Regions from separate parts of the Mus musculus genome. Here all the other regions are linked to region 1. The links are chromatin loops, found by intact Hi-C in ENCODE. Cell type or tissue: heart. All regions are shown on one strand. Region 1 has its middle 27 kb from the start of Gm31529. Region 2 overlaps Peak1 (pseudopodium-enriched atypical kinase 1). Region 3 overlaps Pstpip1 (proline-serine-threonine phosphatase-interacting protein 1).

Region 1 (2,500 bases):
GTGTAACCATGACAGCTCTAGGTCTCAGACCTGCCCCCACCTCACCAAGCCATACTGGACCCTTCCCTGTCACATCCAAGCCTGCAGGCCTGCAGGTGTGACAGAGGAGACAAAAATGAGCCACTCCCAAGGGCCTTCCTGCAGAACGTTGCAAGAGATCACAGGCAAGGGTCAGCGCTGGCCTCTCTGGACAGAGCAGAACTGAGAGCCAGGGCAGCGCCAAGCCGGCGAGCTGGCAGGCGTCGACTGCCATGTTGCAGCCCTTCTGTTTGTGTGGAGGACACGGCTATGAAATGTAAGTAAAACCCAAGGCTAATTTCCCCGGTCAGAAGGAGGAGGCGCTGCAGTGTGCTCAAACCCTAATTAAACCCGCTCGGGCGGTGGAACACCAAAATCAGTTCCAAGATCAATATTGCTATTCATTTAGAAGTGTAACAAGGTTAGAGAGGTGAGCAAAGGAAATAATTAACTCATTTGCAGCCTTTTTAAACAGAAACAGTCATTTTAATCTCCAGGGTAATTAGCTAGGCCCTGTCCATCAATCATGACGGCTGCCATTATTTTAAGTATTTTATTAATTAAGGAGGGAGGGGACTAAGGCACCCTTCAACCCCCCAACACTGTTTACTGAAGCTGGAAGGACCCTGAGCAGGAGCCGAAGAGCACTAGACAAAGGGTCAGCGAAGTCTGTGCTGAGAACGATGGCTGTCAGAGAAAGGCTACCATATGACAAAGTTGAGGTGACAGGTGCGGAGACCCCCCACCCCCACACCAAGGCTTGACTCTTGACAAACAACGATGCCCCATTCAGAGTCTGGAAGTGCTGGGGTGTGGGATCCCCAAGGTCTGCTTTGGTAACTGCTCCTAACTTTCTGGGTGACAACGACATGCCCCTGCCCCACCATATGCCCTATGATACTTTAGATGTATGTGGGATAGTCAGAAACCAAGGCTTCTAAGTGCCCAGGGGCCTCCAGCCACTGGAGGGCAGCAGAGCCCCAGGGACCCCAGAGCGAGGGCTGGACTGGCTCAGTCTGTACCAGACCCCATAGCTCCTGTGTTTGTCACTCACTGCTCAAGGTCCCATTGCTCAGTCCTGTGACTTGGACAGGAAGCTGAGTCAGATGGTCTCTGACCCTGCTAACAGCTTGGTTTTGGCTATTCAATAGGAGCCTGCCCTGGCCTGTCTCCCTCACATTCCAGATGGGGAAACAGACCCAGAGAGAGGAAGGGTGTTGTTATACTAGTCTTGTTTAGTATTTGTTAATAAACATGGACACAAAATTCCTGGCCTGAAGAAGACCTTCCGGGGGCCATCAGGAGAAACTTGTAACCAAACAGTAACCACTGGGCAGGATGAGAAAGCTGACAAACAGCTTAGGACAGAAGGTCAGCAGAGGCATACCCCAAGCAACCTGGACAGTCAAGGGAGGCTTCCTGGAGGAGGCACCTCTCAGATGAATCCTGGTGAAAGGCAGGGCAGTGCATCCCGCAGGAGAGGGAGAAGCAGTGCAGGGACCCGGGCAAGAGTATGAGGAGGCTGAGAGGGGTACAGGCAGATTGGACACCACAGGCCATTCAGGAGGCCCGAGTGGGAGAGAGTAGGGCAGGGCAGCAGGGTAGCTATGGGTGTCTGGAAAAGAAAGGAGCGAGGCAGGAAAGTGCTGGGTCTGGTGGCCACTGTCTTGCTATGTCCTGCTATGTCTCCCTGCTCCCAGCCTTGGGCTTACCCTGAAGTTGATGATGTCATTTTCTCCAAGAGCCTCTCCCTAAGCTGTCCTCTCTGCGACTCATCTGGGAGGCGAGAGAGTAGAGAAAGAAGGGACTGTGGAGACAGGAAGAGAAAAAAAAACCCAAAACAAAAAACTATGGCTGAAAGGGACAGCCAGGCATGTGAGGGCTGCCTGTCTTAATGCCCTGAGCCATACCAGCACCATCCTCATTAGATAGCCTCTTCTTGCATACCTCCTGGCCGGGGAACTCTCTTATCTCTGGAGTCAACCGCCTTCTCTCTAGTTGCTGACTCTGTGCCTGGGTGTGCAGAGAGCCCCACTTGCAAGTCTAGGACACCCCTCGTGCCTCCAGCACTAGTCTTCAGCTACCTTAGTTCCAAGTCAGCCAGGCAGGTAGAGTACTGACCGTGGTCATCAGTTGCTTAGCAAACTGGGAAGATCAGAGAGCTTCGCTGGTCACTAAGCTGGCACATGATCTTCTGGGAGAGTTCTGGGTCTGGGCACTGGCTCTGAGGTTGGGGGAAGGGAGGAAGAAAGCAGAGGTCCAGAAAGAGGGAGGAGGGAAGAGGATCAGGCTGAAACTCGGTTGCTAGGGGCAACAGCATTACATCCTGAGGAGGAACCAGATGCTGAGGAGGGCAGCAGATCCAAGCCCGGCAGGCTTGGGGGTGAAAGGGGGAGCACACAGCCAGGAACCCAGGAAGAGGGTGGGACACGCGTAGGGTGTGTGTGTTGTGGGGGGCGGTTGGTGTGGTAAAGGAGGGTTA
Region 2 (2,500 bases), 290 kb after region 1:
GAGAAACGAGGGATTGATTTTTAGCGCACTGGATCCAAAGAGTCTGCTAAGCAGCTAATATGTTAAGGGTGAATGGAAGAATGCATAGGAACTGAGATATGTCAAGCAGAGATTGACTGACACTCACAGATCAGTATCAAAGGCAAACCCGGGGGTGGAGAGTGGAGCTCAGTGTATCTGAGGCACCGGGTTCCCTCCCAGCACTCCCACCCCTTACTCCATACCACACACTTGTGCTCGACCAGCTCACACATGTGCACTCGAGCACACACATACACATACAGGCCTTCCCAGGATAGGAGATCACACAGTTATTTCCATAGACACATCAAGCTGGAAATTACATAGATACCAATATGAGTAAGTTTCCAAGATGCCGGTTAACTATAGAAAAGTTGTTCCCCTCCCCCCATTGTTTTTTTTTTTTCTCAATCCTTTGAAGAAAAAAATTTAGACGTTAAAGCTAGTTCTTTTCCGTATCATTCGTAGTGGTAAATCTCATATACCTTTCGCATTCAGGGTTTTTTTCTTTTTCCTCCCCACAGATTGATCGTACTTAGAGGAGCTGCTATGACAACATAAGGAGGTGAAAACTCACAGATGCAAATGCAAGTCTTGCTATGCACTGAAGGAAAAGCATTGTCTGCGAAGTTCTATTTTTAAAAATGTCTGCTTGTAACACCTTTACTGAACACGTTTGGAAACCTGGCGAATGCAAGAATTGCTTTAAACCTAAAAGCTTGCACCAGCTTCCTCCAGACTCTGAGAAGACGCCCATCACCCACGGCAGTGGGAAAACTAATGCCAATCACAGTAACAACCACCGAGTCAGGAGCACGGGCAACTTCCGGCCCCCTGTGGCTAAAAAGCCCACCATCGCTGTGAAGCCCACTATGATGGTGGCAGATGGGCAAAGCGTGTGTGGCGAGCTAAGCATCCAGGAACACTGTGAGAACAAGCCTGTCATCCTGGGGTGGAACCAAAACAAGACGTCCCTGAGCCAGAAACCACTTAACAACAATTCTGAAGGTGATGCTGAAGGCTTTGGCAGTGATCCTCAGCAGTGTGCCAATAATGACAGTGCACAGAAGATATCCAATAACAACAACGGGCTAACTGAAGTGCTAAAGGAGATAGCGGGCCTGGAAGCCACCCCTCCGGTCAGAGGAAATGAAACAAACGCCAGAGAAACATTCTTGGGAAGAATAAATGATTGCTACAAACGATCGTTGGAAAGAAAGATCCCACCCAGTTGCATGACCGGGAGCATGAAGGACTCTCAGGGCAAACACGTCATCCTGAGCGGGAGCGCCGAGGTCATCAGTAACGAAGGGGGCAGGTTCTGCTACCCTGAGTTCTCCAGTGGTGAGGAGAGTGAGGAAGATGTGCTTTTCAGTAACATGGAGGAGGAGCATGAGAGCTGGGATGAGAGCGATGAAGAGCTGTTGGCCATGGAGATTCGCATGAGAGGGCAGCCTCGCTTTGCTAACTTCAGGGCAAACACCCTGTCTCCTGTTCGATTCTTTGTGAGCAAAAAGTGGAATACTATCCCCTTACGGAATAAGTCTCTGCAGAGAATCTGTGCTGTGGACTATGACGACAGCTATGATGAAATCCTGAATGGTTATGAGGAAAATTCTGGGGTCTCCTATGGTCAAGGAAGCGTTCAGAGCACAATATCATCTGACTGCACATCACCAGGCTCCTCCTTCACAGAAGAGTCACGCTCTGAAACAGCCAGCAGTTTATCCCAGAAGGTCTGTAATGGGGGGATATCTCCTGGTAACCCAGGAAATTCTAAGGACATAGCAGAAACTGAGTCTAATTTTGAAAGTCCTCCTGGTAACAATGAGGAGAAGGACGAATCACTGACTTCCAAAAGCTCGGTGAAAGTTCCAGAGACGCACAAAGCTGTCCTTGCTCTCCGTTTACAGGAGAAGGATGGCAAGATTGCAGTACATACTGAGAAGCCAGAGAGCAAAGCTTCTACAGATATCGCTGGCCAGGCAGTCACCATAAGCCTCGTCCCAGTAGAAGAACAGACAAAGCCCTACCGTGTGGTAAATCTGGAACAGCCGCTGTGTAAGCCATATACCGTTGTGGATGTGTCGGCAGCCATGGCCAGCGAGCACCTGGGGCGACCCAAGATAAAAGGTTCATCTTCTACTCCAAACTCTCCAGTTACATCACCTGCATTGACACCAGGACAAATAAATGCCCATCTCAAAAAATCCAGTGCAATCCGATACCAGGAAGTGTGGACGTCCAGCACCAGTCCACGACAAAAGATCCCTAAAATAGAATTAAGTACTGGGGGACCTGGGCCAAATGTCCCTCCAAGGAAAAACTGCCATAAGTCGGCGCCCACTTCACCCACGGCTACAAACATCTCCTCTAAAACCATCCCTGTTAAGTCACCTAATTTGTCTGAAATAAAATTTAATAGTTACAACAATGCCGGGATGCCACCTTTTCCCATTATCATCCATGATGAGCCATC
Region 3 (2,500 bases), 430 kb after region 1:
GGAGGATGTCTATGAGTGTGAGGCCAGCCTGGTCCACATAGCCTGCTCCATGTCAGCCAAGGCTATATAGTGAGACCTTAAACAAACAAACAAACAAACAAAACTGCAATACTCAGGACAGAACAACAAAGAGAAGCTTGGGCAGTGGCTATGTCTAGCGTTTCCTTACTGTGGGACTCAGTTTGACTTGCTCTCCAGCCAGAGACTCCCCACCTCCACATATACACATCACATGAGTCCTGAGTCTTTCATTCACAAGCCACACTGAGTGTGCACTGGCATATACGTGCACACCTAGTCCATACTCAGCCCCATCGCCTAACTGCTCATATTGCATACCCACAGGCCACTAGTACATACACCACACTCCAGTGTTCACCCGTTAGTGACCGCAGGCCAGACATCACGCATGCATGTAGCCACACCACAGGCACAGCACAACCTTTACCGCCCCCACCCCCGGCTCCCTGTTAGATGGATGGAGGGGAACGGCCAGGGCCGAGGCTTACAGTCAGGAGAATGGGGGTAAATGCCTCTGGCTTTAGGATTGGAGCCAGTTTGTGCCCGGGGGTCCTGGGGGAGGCTCTGGCAAGCCACCTGATTAGAGGCAACAGCACAGTCAGAGACCTGCTTGTGCATCTGGGTAGCCGAGGACACCATGTGTCCCTCTCCTCGTGGACAGTGTACAGACTCAGGCTCTGATGGCAGAGTCTGGGTGTTTGGGGGAGGAGCTGTTCGGATCACAAAGCTCAGAGTCTAGCCCATGTCCCCTGACACCTGTAGGTTTTCCACATGCTCTGTAGCAGGCCTCGGAGCAGAGGGGTCACCTGTTCGAACACCAAGTCCAGGTAGTTTTGGGGGATAGCTTTGGGGGCTCATCTGTTCAGGAAGGCAACTTAGATTCCTGTAAGCCTGAGCTGTCCGGATGGGTAGCAAGGGTGCATAGCTATACAACGAGCTAAGTTACTGCCTTATAGCCCTGTTTGTGAAGGGCCAAGTTCCCAAAGCAAGGGATGTGAACAAGAGGGATCTCATACAAGAGAGAAGCAGGCACAGGAAGGGGAAGGGACTTTCCTGGCCCCTGCTGTGAAGTAACCTCTTGCTCTCCAGGTGGGCTAAGTGCTCAGCCCATCCATCCGTCGCAGGTCTGGGAGAGGACTTGCCTACCTCCAGCTTTGTCAGCCTCCCTGCAGAGCATCCCCCAGCCTGTGTTTACACACCACCAGCCCACTAGGAGGAGCTCACTTCCTGGCTATGTAGCCACTCCACGTGTGGCCAGCCATGCTCTGTGTATTGCTGAGCAGAGCTTCAGATGCTGAGGCAAGTCTGATGCCTGCGCTTTCCCTCGGAACTGTCTCCCCGCTCCTTGTTGAGCAGCCATGCAGACTACGGGCCCCAAGTCTGCCTGTCTCCAGAACCAGCAGCCCTAATCCTTGTGTTCAGAGCCAGCTTCCAGGGGCCACTCAACTCAGGTTGGATACTTAATCACACAGTATGAAGGAGGATCGTCTAAAAGCTCCACACCCTTTCTCTTCCTGGCTCCTGGCAGCTCTGTGGTAGACCTGGGCTATGTGAGAAAACCGGGGCTGAACATGAGCTGGGAGCAAAGCCAGGAAACATTCCTTCTCTCGGTTCTGCTCCAGTTCCTGCCTCTAGGTTCCTGCCCTAACTTCACTCAGTGATGGAGTGTGACCTGAGAAGATAAACCTTTCTTCCCAAGTCAGGGGTTTATCACAGCAACAGGAAAGCAAGCTAGAACATACACACACTCTCCCCCCTTCATCAAGCCATGCTTCCCAACTGGCCCCCAGAACAGTGAGTGGGTGGCCTCTGGGGGGGTCCCCCACCTCCCCTCCTTCGCCCTCCCCACCCCCTCACCTTCTTCCGCTGCTCTTTCTGTCTCTCTCGGAACTCCTCCAGGCTCCGCAGCTCCTCACGCAGGGCCAGGGCCAGCTGGATGTGTGCACTGCCCACATTCTCTGTTTCTAGGGTGACAGCGTGGCCTCTGCTTGGACCAGTCTGTCTCCCTCACCCTACCTCCCACCCTCACATCTTCCATCAGCCTTTCAGCCTGGCACAGAGCTGGACCACAGCCCAAGCACATAGCTCCTAACTTAGTCACCCCATACAAGGGCTAAGGGTCTTCCAGGAGACCCTAATGGCCCTGCTGCCCATGTGGGGATGGTTGGAACTTACGCTGCTTCAGGGAGTCAAAGGAGGTCCTCAGGGAACTGCAAAACAGAAGTCTAGGTCAGTAGACAGCATGCTGCAGGAGCCTGGCGTCCTGCCTGACCCATGGTGTTTTATTTTGGAGGGAGGGCCCTAAGCCATATTGACTACTATGGATGCAAGGGACCTTTGGCCATGGTCATCATTCATGTAACCCCCAACTGACATTCTAGAAAACAGTTTTCTTTGTAAATTAAAAAGCAGTGGAACCTTGCTGTGGTGGGAAAGCCTCCTTGCTACGGCAGTTCTGTCCCCCACTTTCTCACTCCCC

What was found. Peaks named below come from ENCODE experiments on the same cell type or tissue, not always from the same donor. Only the 100,000 strongest peaks of a DNase experiment are listed, where the experiment ranks them.
Region 2: a loop joins it to region 1, with 6 times the contacts of the local background. A loop is called at or near these places in 17 of 42 quality-filtered maps.
Region 3: a loop joins it to region 1, with 5 times the contacts of the local background. A loop is called at or near these places in 11 of 42 quality-filtered maps.

The regions. Positions count from the first base shown.
Region 1 is chr9:56,551,555-56,554,054 of GRCm38, reverse strand. No RefSeq gene overlaps it. Among named protein-coding and RNA genes, the nearest start is that of Gm31529, 27 kb to the left of the region's middle. In heart, no CTCF peak of the experiment used is centred here; DNase peaks (open chromatin) are centred at 1,094, 1,534 and 2,234; H3K27ac peaks cover 1,792 bases.
Region 2 is chr9:56,258,808-56,261,307 of GRCm38, reverse strand. Peak1 (pseudopodium-enriched atypical kinase 1) reads left to right here. Exons shown (of 7, transcript NM_172924.3): 4 at 546-2,500. The coding sequence starts at 666. The region is part of intron 4 of Peak1os (a long non-coding RNA gene); the gene reads right to left. Among named protein-coding and RNA genes, the nearest start is that of Peak1os, 19 kb to the right of the region's middle. In heart, no CTCF peak of the experiment used is centred here; a DNase peak (open chromatin) is centred at 977; H3K27ac peaks cover 1,014 bases.
Region 3 is chr9:56,120,032-56,122,531 of GRCm38, reverse strand. It overlaps Pstpip1 (proline-serine-threonine phosphatase-interacting protein 1), which reads right to left. Exons shown (of 15, transcript NM_011193.3): 4 at 2,197-2,231; 5 at 1,879-1,985. Among named protein-coding and RNA genes, the nearest start is that of Pstpip1, 31 kb to the right of the region's middle. In heart, a CTCF peak has its summit at 1,235 (motif pointing right); a DNase peak (open chromatin) is centred at 1,275; H3K27ac peaks cover 289 bases.